Linked DNA regions of Homo sapiens: region 1 is linked to region 2. Evidence: chromatin loops called from intact Hi-C (ENCODE). Cell type or tissue: OCI-LY7. All regions are shown on one strand. Each heading gives the region's core, and the rest is flanking DNA. Links, peaks and the distances in the headings are about the cores only.

Evidence for each region. A loop is a pair of places that touch in the nucleus more often than their neighbours do. Peaks named below come from ENCODE experiments on the same cell type or tissue, not always from the same donor. Only the 100,000 strongest peaks of a DNase experiment are listed, where the experiment ranks them.
Region 1: it touches region 2 in a loop (6-fold over the local background); 4 of 110 quality-filtered maps call a loop at or near these places.

The regions. Positions count from the first base shown.
Region 1 is chr11:87,354,569-87,361,691 of GRCh38, reverse strand. LOC107984361 (a long non-coding RNA gene) reads right to left here and starts at 1,939. Exons shown (of 5, transcript XR_002957261.2): 1 at 1,742-1,939. In OCI-LY7, for the core only: a CTCF peak has its summit at 3,008; DNase peaks (open chromatin) are centred at 2,101, 3,051, 5,051 and 5,673; H3K4me3 peaks cover 4,595 bases; H3K27ac peaks cover 4,852 bases.
Region 2 is chr11:87,451,135-87,458,257 of GRCh38, reverse strand. The region is part of intron 2 of LOC107984361 (a long non-coding RNA gene); the gene reads right to left. Among named protein-coding and RNA genes, the nearest start is that of LINC02711, 260 kb to the left of the region's middle. In OCI-LY7, for the core only: a CTCF peak has its summit at 3,341; DNase peaks (open chromatin) are centred at 2,907, 3,217, 3,807 and 4,397; H3K4me3 peaks cover 2,992 bases; H3K27ac peaks cover 4,876 bases.

The sequences.
Region 1 (7,123 bases), core at 702-5,701, 96 kb after region 2:
ATATACAGTATATAAATGGGGAGCCAAGTGGCCAGTGGTGTGGTACAGACATACAGGTTTCACTCTCACTGATCGGCCTCCGTAAGCATCAATGTGTGCAGCTTTGCCTGTGGGTTCCCATAAACAAGACTACAGTCTGTGCCAGTAGCTACCAGCACCAGCACCCGCTGTACATTGCTGGGGGACCAGTGGATTGCTAATTCTACATGTGGCCTCCAGTCGCCCAGTGTCTTCCTAAGCAGGGCACCTTGGCCAGTTCCCTAATCAAACAGAAAAGGCTCTGCATTTCCACCTGGCTGCAGCAAGCAGTCTTCAAGCTGGAGCCGCCCAGGTGGGACAGCGTTGTGCAGCAGTGTCCTTCTCCCCCTTGGACATTTTCTGGAATTGCTGCTCCAGAGACAACTGTCTCCACAAAGTTAAGAGTACTTCACTGGGCTGCTTATTGATTTTCTCTCAGTCAACCCTGGCCAAAATCAAATCTATGCACATATGTGAGCGTGTCACTCATTGGGGCCCCCTTTTATCCCATGGGGGAACCCCCTGCAGGTGGGGGAGCTTCCTCTTCTTTACAGCATGGACCCCTCAGTCCCGCCGATGGCCTTCTGCTTCCCTGAGAGCCACCATAGCAGTGGTCACTTCATGTGCGCGGCACCCTACGTACTAGGTGAAGACAGCAGCTAGGGAGCCAAAGGCACTGAGGGGCACAGGTCCCAACACAAGATCTCTCATGTGGTAGGTGAAACGTTCATCAGTGATACCCACAGATATTCAGATCAGACATAGCCTGCCGCATACCCATTTCCCAGATGACTTGCACCAAATCAGCATATGACTGCCGTTTACTCACAGTTTTGGGTATTTCACTGGCATCATTTCACACAGTCCGCATGGCTGCCCATAGCCACTCAGTCAGGGTGTGGTCACCTTGCCCTGCCGTTAACTGCCTCCTCACTTGGAACCGCTGACAGAGGGAGGGGTGAGTCTAATGGTGGCCAGCTTTTCCATCTCAGAGGCAGAACAAGAAATACTATCTGCTCCCTCATTTCACAAATGAAGCATCCAGGCAGACAGGGGTTCTCCTGGACGCTGGTGGACCTGCTTGCCTAATTCCCGCAACTCAGTTGCGGTACAGGCAATATATGAAGTGTGTTGTGTTATAGTGGGCAATCCCTGAGCCCGCCCTTGGGGTCCCAACAGCTGTTCATGATCTACCTTCTGACGGACCACTGGGCGACCCTGCAACAGGGGTTCTTCCTCCTCGGTATCAGACTGAGTGGGGAGTCTCCGGCTGAAACGACGGGCCCAGGCCTGCATTCATGGCAGCCCCTAATTCTTTTTCCAAGCTCTGAAGCCAGGTCTCCAGGTGCCCCACCTGCACCTGGAAGTCCCCATTTATGGCAGCCTCTAACTCTTTTTCTGATCTGTATAGCCAGGTCTCCAGGCACCCCGTCTGCGCCTGGAGGTCCCTTACCTGTACTGCACCTCAGGGACTGGGTGTGTACTTTTTTGTAGCACAGTCAAAGAGCCCCATCTGACTCTGCCGGCAAAGGCTCCCTCCTTCTCAGTGCTGTGTGCTTCCAGTTGCTCCAGCACCTTCTCCATGCTTGCAGGAGACCCATCTACCACCACCCAGGTATCCACCGGAGCCCATCCAAGCAGCACAGCTGCCAATGGGTACCACCAACCCATGTTACAGCCACATGGCCAACCCAGAATCAGCAGAAGCCAAAGGCTCACTCACCTCAGGATCCTGTTCATGACACCAATTGTCAGGTTCTATCCCAAACTGAGGTCCGAGGGGAGTCGGTGGGGGAGTAGCTGGAAAAACACTACAGGAATCGTAGGGAGTTTTGATATGGCTTTATCCTCTTTCTGGGCACAAGCCCTATGTATAGCCGCTAGCAGGGTAATTATACCTTTTGTAGACAACAGTGTCTCTAAGCCAGGCACAGACTCATGTGAGTGATCACCTAATGCACTTCACGTGGCATGGTTACATAATGTGTGGCCACAGGTCAGGGCCTTTCCCGGACCAAAACGCCACTGGAGACTGATCTCAGGTGCAGCTTGTTCTAGCTGAGGGTCTAAGGATATGTAAATACCCATCATGAGCAGGGGAGGCAGTAACGAAAGCCCAGGCCAGCTCGCAGGAAGCCCCAGGTGTTTTTTATGAGAGTGTTTTGAGAGTGCACCTGTGCTCCAAACCCAGTGAATCATGCTGTGCCAGAAGGCTGCCTCAGCCTATTCCTGACTAAAGTGCAGCCATTTCCCTTACAATGTGTACATAGAAGTTATCAGGTAGGACTTAAAAAGAAGGTAGACAGCTGTAGGCATAAGCACTTTTCTTTTTTAAAAAACCTTCCACCTTTTTTTCCTGCTTTCTGTCTGGAATGCAAAGATGATGCCTGGTGCTCTAGCAGCGATATTCAATTATAAGACAAATCCAAGGTGGAGGATACATACTAAAATGGTGAGGCAGAAAGATAGATCGGTTCCTTGGTCCCTGAAAAATACCATGATACCAACGCACCAGCCCACTAATGTGAAGCACAATACATTTCCATCTGGTTTAAGCCACCGTTCCTTCTGGTCTTTGACAAGAAAGTTTCTTCTAGTAACTAAATGTAATTCCTAACAAATATACTACGAATATGTATAAGATTCCCACATTCATTGATCAATAGTTCAGATCTCTCCCGATAACTCCAGAACTATCCTCTAGCTGGATGTGCCAGCTGCCTCAATGGCAACATTCTCAAAATCAAACTCATTATCACTTTGCCCACTCCCAACCCTCACATCCCACACTGTGTCTGTTCCTCAGCTTGAGGGGTGGTGGATAAGGAACAAAGAGCTGACAAGCAATGAGCTCTGGGTCTCAAGAAAAGGGACACGTACCACGACTGGCCACTTGGAGTTAAAGGAGGAAGGACACCCAGCCACAGGTCAGGGACTTTCCTGGACCAAAACGCCACTGGAGACTGATTTCAGGTGCAGCTTGTTCCAGACTGAGGGTCTAAGGATATGTAAATACCCATTATGAGCAGGGGAGGCAGTAACGAAAGCCCAGGCCGGCTTGCAGGAAGCCCCAGGTGTTTTTTATGAGAATGTTAAAAGTGGCTGAATAGGATGGCTCACACCTGTAATCCCTGCACTTTGAGAGGCTGAGGCAGGAGGATCACCTGGGCCCAGGAGTTTAAGATCAGCCTGGGCAACAAAGAAAGACCCTGGCTCTACAAAAATTAAAAAATTAACCAGGCATGGTGGCACGTGCCTGTAGTCCCAGTTACTGAAGAGGCTGAAGCAGGAGGATCACTTGAGCCTGGTAGGTTAAGGCTGCACTGAGCCATGAGCCATGATCATGCCATTGCATTCCAGCCTGGGCAACACGGTGAGATCCTGTATCAAAAAAAAAAAAAAAAAAAAAAAAAAAGGAAAAGCCAGTTATTACTGCTGAAAATACCTAGTAATATTTTATCAAGGAATGACCCCAGATGAAATATGGGAAATATCTATCTCTCAGGTAACAGGTGGCAGCCAGGAAATGGCCATGTTTTCAGATTTGTTGGGCCTGAGTAATGGTATGTGTATATGTGAGTATGTCATGGGTATCTATGCTCTGTATGTGTGTGTGGTGAGTTTGTGCAATGTGTGCAGAGTGTAAACATGTACACACATCTATGCATATGCAGGTACCTGCTGTGTGTGTGGACTGTGAGAGTTTGGAGGGAGGCAGTGAGTGGGGTAGTGAGAGACTGCTGCCTGTCCATAATGGAGTATCTAATATTGTGAGAGTTTACCTTGACCAAGCACCCTCATGTCAATGTGCTCATTTGGGCCTCACAAAAGTTTATAAGGTGGGACTAATGTTGCTCCTATTTTTCAAATGAAGGGACTGAGACACAGACAGGTAGAATCCAACTAAAAAGAACATCCTGCACAAAGGTGTCACAGTGCTGGGCTTTCTATATGAGAGCTGTGCGAATGGAAGTTCTCTCAAAGGGAGGGGAGATAGCACCACCTAAGTCAAGAATTTGTGTCCGTTTGTCCATCGCATGCTCCTGCCTCCTATTCGTGCACTCATCCATTCATTTATTCATTCATTTTCATTTATTCAGTCTCAAACATGAATTTGATCTCTCTTGCATGTCAGACCAGCTGACCTTGACTGTGTGTGGGAGAAACAAGGTGAGAGGCCTGGGTACCCAGAAGTGGCACTAATAGGGCAAAAATGACCCAAGTGGGAAGTGAGTGAAGGAAGGGAAATTACAAAAGAGAGAGTGGGCAGAATTTAATTAAATTGCGAATACATCCCAAGCTTTCTTTTCTTTACATTCAGGCTCCACCTGATTAAATTTCAGAACCCTAGAGTTTATGTTTAAAATGCCTTCTAAAATTAGCACGCAAAGCCCTGCAGTTTCTGCAACATGCTCTCCTTATTAACAACACCTGCCCTTCTCAGGCACCACCCACATTTCCAGAGCACTGCTCCAGCTAGGAAGGAGCAGGGAGTTACAAGGCCTGGTTCTACTTCAGCTCTGTCAGGAAAGAGCTGGGTGGCTTTGGCTGAGACTCACCCGCTGGGACTCCATTTATGCCAAGTCAAGTCAGCAAAGCAGGTACAGCTGTTCCCTCAGGGATTTGGAGAAACGCTGTATCAAGCTCTGCATGTGGGGACATTGTGGGCATTGGTGCCAGGCCTGTGAGCTTCTGACCTGATAAGCGTTGCTCCTTGTTTTTGACTTCCCAAGTGGTTGCATGTCTCTTCATTAGACCAGTACATCTTCCCTTCAAGACAGGCATCTATTCCCACTCCATTCGAAAAGTGAAGTTTTAGAGTGGTTTGTAGGCTGGCTAGAGACCTCAGAACAAGTCAGTGGATGAGGGAGAAATGAGACTCAGAACCCTCCAGGCAGGGGTTCAGTCATTCTCTCCTTCCTTCTTTCCACATTCATTATATACCTTTGTGTACCAGGTACACAGCAATAAACCACCTGCTGTCTGCTGGCACAAAGCTGCAGTCTGAGGGAGGAGGGAGGGAAGTTGACAGGCAGTCACCCCGCGACAGTGACAGTGCTGTGGTCATGGTGTGGCGGGATAACCAGTGAGGTATGGAGATACAGCAGAGGGCCCCTCAACTTCAGCCTGCCCCGGGGAACTAGGAATCATTCTGGGCTTTGCCAGGTATGTCCACTGCTGTGTCCCAACACCAGCTTCCCCACTGCTCCCAGTGTTCCTCAACATCCAGGGTGAGCCCTGGCCTCCATTTCCTCCAGGAGCCTTTGTGTGCAGAGGCTCAGAGCCAGAAGGCCACCCCACACCACAAGGCCCTGGGGGGATTTTGGAATTAGGTGTTAACATTGAGAAGGTGCACACTTACTTCCATTTTAGTATTTGTAATTGGAAAGGGCTGCTTGAATTTCTGGGAGAATTTTATCCCCTTCCTTCCAGGTCATTTGGAGTTTCCTTTATAATTTCATTTTTAATTATATGTTATTTTTCTCAGCTCAAATCTGTTGCCAATATCAAAGCTGTTGAAAACATTTTTGGATTCTGTTATGATACATGCCATGGGGTGAAAATGTTGTTATCTTAACAGCTGGCCCCAGAGTTCTCCTTAGGGAGGGAGAACTCTTTGTTTTGAGAAAATACCTTAACAAGGACCTTGGGGTAGAAAGTGAAACCTACAGGAACCTTAGCACAAAGCCACTGGCAATAATGAACCTAAAATATAAGAAAGGAATTTGTTTTAGCTCTAGAGAGGGAGCAGAAACAGAGGGATGGAGACTGAAAGGAGAGGAAGAAGGAGAATTAAGATTAAGAGAAGTCTATAAGTTAAGATTGAGTCCAAGTCACTGGCAGGCCCCCAGCATTGGGTGGAGTCCAGACCCTGACCCGAGAGATAGTTTAGTGCCAGCAAATTGTGAGACCCAGGATGCCAAATGTTCCTCTTGAAAGTTCATTGCTGTTATGTAGAAAGCCACTCATCTCCCTCCAAAATTTTAGCAAACTCTGTAACACTCATGAGCACTGTATGAGTAGAATTCTTTTAAGGCTTGAAGAAGGGGCTGAGCTTCTTGTCTGGATCAATGTCACAAGGCAGAAGTGTTCCTGAGAAGATAAGCTGCTCTCATCCCCTGGGCTTGCGGAAATCTTGGGACAACTTTGGACTTCGGCAGAAAAGAACTGTAGTTTGAGGAGGCCAGTGTTGACATGTGAATTAAATAAATGCAAAGCAATTAATTAAACCAAGACACTAAGGGTGCTGGGACAAGAATCTAATTTGATAGAACCCTGCCTAGGAGCAATATCACTACTCCACGCTCTGCAAAGTGCTTTCTCATGCATTGTCTCATTTGATCTCACACCACCTCTGGAAGGCAGCCTGGATGGAGAGGCTGGTGCCTATTTTACGGGTGCAAAAAAAGATGTTCTCTTTTCATGCCCTTTCAGGCCTGAACTCTCTGAGGCAGATGGAATTCTCCTTGAAGGCTCACCAGGAGTAGGAACCAGAAAGCTTGTTCTGCTAAACCTGGAAGATCAGCACCATGAGACGGGGAAGGTGGATGGAGGGGTGATTTGTCTAAAGTGCCAAAAAAAGGCTTTGTTCTGCTCATAGTTTGAAAAAAAAAATGTGTCCATTGCTTCTGTGGTTTCCCAACATACATTTTGGTATCACCTGGATCAAGTGTCTCCAGTGAACAGCAGGTTCTGACATCCTGACCTCAGCTCCAATCTCCTCCTCTCCAAGGGCTGGTGAAAGCCTCTAACATTCCTGTGTCCAAGACAAAAGTCCTGAGGTCTGCTTTATTTCCACTTCTCCTCAGCAGGTCCTACATTTTTTTATTTTTATTTTTATTTTTTTTTTTGAGACAGGTTCTCACTCTCACTCTCTCATCCAGACTGGTGTGCAGTGGTGCGATCTTGGCTCACTGAAACTTCCGCCTCCCAGGCTCCAGCAATTCTCCTGCCTCAGCCTCCCGAGTAGCTGGGATTACAGCTGTGCACCACTACTGCCCGGCTAATTTTTGTATTTTTAGTAGAGACAGGGGTTTCATCATGTTGGCCAGGCTAGTACTGAACTCCTGACCTCAAATGATCCACCTGCCTCTGCCTCCAAAAG
Region 2 (7,123 bases), core at 991-5,990:
TGAAACTGGATCCCTTCCTTATACCTTATACAAAAATTAACTCAAGATGGGTTAAAGACTTAAATGTTAGAACTAAAATCATAAAAACTCTAGAAGAAAACCCAGGCAATACCATTCAGGATGTAGCCATGGGCAAGGACTTCATGTCTAAAACACCAAAAGCAATGGCAACAAAACCCAAAATTGACAAATGGGATCTAACTAAACTAGAGAGCTTCTGTACAGCAAAAGAAACTACCATCAGAGTGAACAGGCAACCTACAGAATGGGAGAAAAATTTTGCAATCTACTCATCTGACAAAAGGCTAGTATCCGGAATCTACAATGAACTCAAACAAATTTACAAGAAAAAACCCCATCAACAAGTGGGCAAAGGATATGAACAGACACTTCTCAAAAGAAGACATTTATGCAGCCAAAAGACACGTGAAAAAATGCTCATCATCACTGGCCATCAGAGAAATGCAAATCAAACCACAATGAGATACCATCTCACACCAGTTAGATTGGCCATCATTAAAAAGTCAGGAAACAACAGGTGCTGGAGAGGATGTGGAGAAATAGAAACACTTTTACACTGTTGGTGGGACTGTAAACTAGTTCAACCATTGTGGAAGAAGACAGTGTGGCGATTCCTCAGGGATCTAGAACTAGGAGTACCATTTGACCCAGCCATCCCATTACTGGGTATATACCCAAAGGATTATAAATCATGCTGCTATAAAGACACATGCACACGTATGTTTATTGAGGCACTATTCACAATAGCAAAGACTTGGAACCAACCCACATGTCCATCAGTGATAGACTGGATTAAGAAAATGTGGCATATATACACCGTGGAATACTATGCAGCCATAAAAAAGAATGAGTTCATGTCCTTTGTAGGGACATGGATGAAGCTGGAAACCATCATTCTCAGCAAACTATCACAAGGACAAAAAACCAAACACCGCATGTTCTCACTCATAGGTGGGAAATGAACAATGAGAACACTTGGACACAGGAAGGGGAACATCACACACTGGGGCCTGTCGTGGGGTTGGGGGAGTGGGGAGGGATAGCATTAGGAGATATACCTAATGTAAATGATGAGTTAATGGGTGCAGCACACCAACATGGCACACGTATACATATGTAACAAACCTGCACGTTGTGCACATGTACCCTAGAACTTAAAGTATAATTAAAAAAAAACAAAAAGCACACTGTGCCCCATAAATATGTAGTTATGCCAATTATAAATAAAAAATCATTTTTTAAATTATAAGAAAAAAAGTGGCAAAATGCCAGACCAGGAAGTCCAGACTGGAACAGGGAGAACATAAAGGTAGGAGAGGAAGAAAACAGAGACATCAAAGGACCCTAGGTCTCCATGAATAAGCACATTGAAATAAGAGAATGACAGATGGGAGAAAAGGAGCTGGTGACCAAAGGAATCAAAAATAATGTATGTGATATTTAATGTTATATGTGAACTTGACTGGGCCACCAAATGCTCAGATAGTGGGTTAAACGCTATTTCTGTGTGTGTGTATGAGGGAGTTTCCAGGTTAGAGTAACATTTGCATTGGTGGACTCAGTAAAGTAGATTTCCTCCCCTATGTAGATGAGCATTATTCAGTCCACTGAGGACCTGAATAAAACAAAAAGCAGAGGAAGGAGGAATTCATCCCTTTTTTCTGCCTCACTGTTTGCACTGAGACATCTCATCTCATGTTCTCCTTGCCCTCAGACTGAGATTTCCACCAACAGCTCCCGATTCTCAGGTTTTCAGAGTCAAACTGAATTACAACACGGGTTTCCCCAAGCTTCCAACTTGCAGGTCATGGGACTTCTCAGCCTCCACAATCCTGTAAGCCAGTCCCTTAAAGAGGGCCACAGATTCTTTGCTATTTCCCCCACCGAAATTATATTCAAGTATGTAATTTCCATATACTTGAATCTGAGCTTACTCTGGGGATAAGGATTACCTTTCCAATAAAATGATATAAATGATGATCTGGGGCTACATAGCCTGGGGGATGGGAAAGAAGCCTTGTAGCTTCCATCCAGACCTCTGAGCAGCCTTATAAGAAGTCCAGCTATTCTGAGGCCACCAGTGCTGGATATAATGTGTGGGGAGGCCATAAAGAGAGGTCCTGGGACTATAAGAAGAAAGAGATGCCTGGACAGCCCTCCACTATCCTAGGCCCAGTTATTTGAATGATCCCAGCCAAGGCCCCAGATGTCACAGAGGCAGAGACCTTATCCTTGCTGTTGTCCTTGCTGCATCCTGAAAACCTTGTAGATTTATGAGCAAAATAAATGATTGCGGTTTGGGTGGTTTATTATAAAATTGGAGGTAAGCTTTCAGAGATGGCCCAATTTAGGGTGAAGACAAGAGCCAGGGAAGGGCCAAGATGATACAGGTAGCTGAAGAAGATGAAAGTGGAACTCTCTGGTATCAAGAGAGCCATGTGGGGAAAGGAACCCTCATTCGGGATGAAGAGGACACCAGATCAGAGAAAGGAGATGAGAGAAACTCGTCAGAACGTGCAAACCCCTTAAGAGATTAGTTTTATTTTCAGGTACCATAGAAACATCTATTTGTATTTGAACACACTTGTTAGTATCTAACTGTATAAACTGAGTTATATATGTATATATGTATAAACATGCTCAGCAACTATTTAAATTTAGAGTGTACGATGATGCCCTAGGTGACTGCCCTATAAATTTGAAATGATAAATTGCATTTCTTCAAAATAATATTCTTAAATATAGATGTCCTATAACTCAACTCATTTCACCACGTCCCACTCAACTCCCTGGCAACAGAGGACTGTTGCAGGCCTGGTCCCTACCCACCACTGACCAGGTGAGCCAGCAGACGGGCAACAGTGTGTGTGAACTACAAAACAGCTGCTGCTTCACCTGCACCTTGCACATCTCCCATGGGAACTCCTGCTGTGGCCCACCCACTCAAACCAGAAACATAGAAGGAAGAGAATTCTGGGAAATGTACTTCAACTTCACCAAGTCAACACATTGCAAGCCACCACAGATACTAATCAAGCAGCAATAATGAGCATGTACTATCATTATTCAAATTTTAACAAAGGTGGAAACTGAGGCTCTGGTTATATAGACTCCAAACTGATGCCAAAGCCTGTGCTCTGAGCTGTCACACAGCAGTATTTTTTGCTTCCACTTTAGGAAATTTCATCATGGTGGGCAGATGATAAAAACACCTAGATCTTTTTAGCCCCCATTGTGCTCTATGAATGACAAATGTAATCTGTCAGCCACTATGGATACCGGGCCTAGGGTCTATGAGCTTTTCAGACGCCTACAAAACAGAAGTAAAGCCTGACAATGAAAAATATTGACCACAGAATATAAAAAGAAAACTGAAAATTAATACAGGCTTAATTATATGTCTATAAATCTTTGACTTGACTACAGCTTACTGGGTGAAATTTTAAATTAATTTTCTATCGTGCAAGATTTAGATGTATGAATGTGTTTGATATAATGTGAAATGATAGCTCCAAAACTAAGAGCTCCTAGGTCTACCAATTTTCTTCTGGACAGAGGAAAATTTGAGGAGGGCTGATGTCATTAAAACCTATTTCAGAGATGAATTTGGGGCAGATACTGCAGTCCAGTGTGGAATTGCAAGTGTGGAGAGAAGAGGAAAAATGCTACCTGATATTTACTAGGGATATATATAAAATGAAGTGAAAATGGACAGCCGTGGTCTTGGCACACTGCCCACCTTGCTGATGTGTCAGGAGCATTTTAAACATATCACTGCAGGTGGTGAATGAGAACAGAAACCAGAAATGTACAGATTAAATTTAGCAGCAGATTGAATCACACTCACCAAGATGTTTGCCTCCCTGCCTGTTCCCTTCTTCCTCTCAGCTCAGGCTGCAGGACACCTAATCACAGAAGGCAGTCTTCTAGTGAATTCAATTAACTGGAAAATGCCTTGTGTGAGTTAATGGATAGGAGAAATGAAAACAGACATAACTTCTTCACAGAAATGGCCACAAGCAGTATGGGAAGGATTCAGTGCTGTGCAGGCTACACTCCTCTTTTTTGGAGTCCAGATATTTCCACAAGCGTGGCAACTATACGTCCTAGGTTGTGGGGAGCAGTTAGCTCTGAGACAAAACCACTCTTCTGGTTGGGCTCCTGCCTCTGTAGAACTTCAGCTCCATGAGAATGCATAAGCACTAGTGTCCTGATCTTCATGGACATTCAGAGTGTTTGCTCTGAATACTTGAAATACTCTCAAATGGTAGTAATGGATAGCTGTCATGCATTGAGCATTTATCATGTGTCAGGCAACATGCTAAGCCAAGCTGTCTGCCTTTACAACACCTGCTGTTAAGCATTATGATAAACTGGCTTCATGTGACATAGGACTGTCACCCAACCACCACTACCATCTACTAGGTACTCATTGCTTCCCCAGCAAAAGGGCACCCTACTTGAGTTTAAACACGTGCATCAAGGAGGATCTTGGCACCTTCCTCTTCACCCTTCCGGAGGCCTGCATTCTAAGGCGAAATGACATATGCCTACTTGGCTTGTCTCTGGGTGCGCTTGTCTAACTCCCTTACCTTGTCTCAAATGACTTGCATTTATTTCTCTTGAGATCTCAGACAGGGCTTACTTGTTAACCTCAAACTGAATTTAATCAAAACGTACAATGAGAGGTAGTATTGTTTAAGGATGTGGTCTTTGGAGCTGTACAGCCTGAATTTGAATCCCTGCCTTATCATTTATGGTCTTATAGGCATGTTCTTTAACAGGTACTTAAAATCCCTGTTACTTCCAGTTTTCTCATCTTTAAATGGATATAGTAATAATGCTTACCTCATATGATGTTGTGAGGAATAACAAATTATATGGAATATGCTTACTACAATATGTGGTACATAGTCAGCACTCAACAAATATTAGCAATTTTAGTAATAACTAGTTGCCAATAAAGACACTGGGCAATGAATAAGACCTTATCCCTCAAAACTTAGAAGCTTGCAGTTCAATGGAGGAAGCAGATATCACAACTATAACCACAATACAAGAGGGTGGACACTAGAAGTCCAGATATGCACCGGTTTACAATTCCTTCTACTCCTATCAGGAGTTCGGCTCACCACACGAGGGGCATGATTGAAGCCTACCATGGTGGAGGAAATGGGAGGCCACTTGTGCCCCATTTCCCACTTCCCAATAAGCCCAAATGACCTGAGTGACCTTGAAGACATGATATAGGAGGTTATAGCTCATTGCTTCTTTCAACAAGTATCTGTTAAACCCAAATGTGCAAAACCCTGTTTCAGGGGATGCATAGAGTTTGCAATCTAGCCAGAAAGACAACATTGAACAAAAAATTGTAAGTGCATTATATATCAGAAAGTAGAGATGTTGGTGCCAAAAATCTGAAAACTCCTGAAGCATATGAGACCAAGATGGAATAGGTGTTAGTTCAGAGAAGGGAGTGAGGAGCCTTAAAAGCATAATAGTTGAAATAAAGAGGCCCTGCCCAATATTACAATCCATACAACCTATACATGAAGATGGATAAGCAGACATAGAACCCCTTATTAATTAATTTAGTCTCTGTTTTTTAACTGGACCATTGAGTTCAGGGCAGAGCCCAATAAGGAAAAGGGCCAACAAAACATTTGTAGTTTTTAGGGCCTAATAATTTAAATATATGAAAAGCAGGTACAGTTGAAAGGCAAAGTATCTAGAGTATCTAGATCTTTAAAAATTAAAGAGTCCACCTTTACACTGAATCTCAGGTTCCCAAAAAGAGCGAAATGCCATGAGAACAGGTCCTGCAATGCTTTTGTAGTGCACTTTGTTATAAAGACATTTTTAAGTGTTTAAACTGCACCTTTTAAAATCTAAGCACATAAAGAAACAAGTAGTCCCATGCAGTAATAACCATTTACTGTAAACAATTGTTGCCAGCCACCTCTAAAACCACAGCTCCTTCCAGTGATTCACCAATTATCACACACAGAAAGTTAAAGTGTTTTCCACAGTATAAAGTAATATGTGGTACCTCCAAAAGCCAAAGAGATTAGATAATGCAACATGAAAGACAGAGTTTTAGGCCAGAGAAGAATCTGCCCATGACGTTTTAGACTCCAGAGCAAGACCGAAGACTGCAAAAAGGGAACCCCTTATGATTCTATTGAGAGTAGAATTCTAGCTCATTGTTAATATTTGAAAAACTATTTTAGGAGTATAAATCCTAAAGAAAACTATTTTAATTTGTAGGCTTCACAATGGATAAGGAAAATAGTAGAAAATTATAATAGGTAAAGATATACCTATAAACACAGTTGTGTGTAATTTAAATCATTAATAAGAATATGAAACATACATGTAGGCAAATACACACACTATGCTTAGATCTCTTCTTTTCTGTTCCTAGAATTTCTCCTATAGTTGGCAATGAACATTCTTATCTCATGAGTTATCAAATCAGGCCATTACATATAACTCTGTATATAATGAATCAATAAACTAAATAAAGCTGCCAGCTTGCTTTTCCTCCTAGACCAAACCCTCCTGCCCTGAGCGGGCCACTGCAGTTTAAATTCCAGTCATGTCCTTCTGCCTGTCTTTACTGTCTCTTAAGGAATGCTGTCTAGAGCAGTCACATCCTCCCTCGCAGTCTGGGAGATTAACGGACCCAACGCAGGGCGGGTCAGAGGCAGCCTGGCAAGGAGGCTCTTCACGGTTCCTGAGTTGCTTAGAAAGGGAGTGAGGAATAATTTAAATATAAAAATCTACAAATACTGTAGAGATAGACAAAAATAGGAGCTGACTATACAAATGTGCTCTAACCCTTGAATCTAGGAGGACAGAGTGACCAGCTACCCGGGAAAGAAACAGCACCTCCCCAGCCACACAGATTGGCATTTAGGAAGATCAAGGCCCCAGGCAGGTATCAGAGCCACTTGTCAACAGAATCAATCAAGGCAGCAAAGGTTTTAAAATCAAACAGATCTGAATTTGGACTCCAGTTTTGCCACTTAGCTGCGTATCCTTGTATGGATCATGCAGCCTCTCTGCACCCGAGTTTTACATCTGAAAAAAGAGAGGAGCA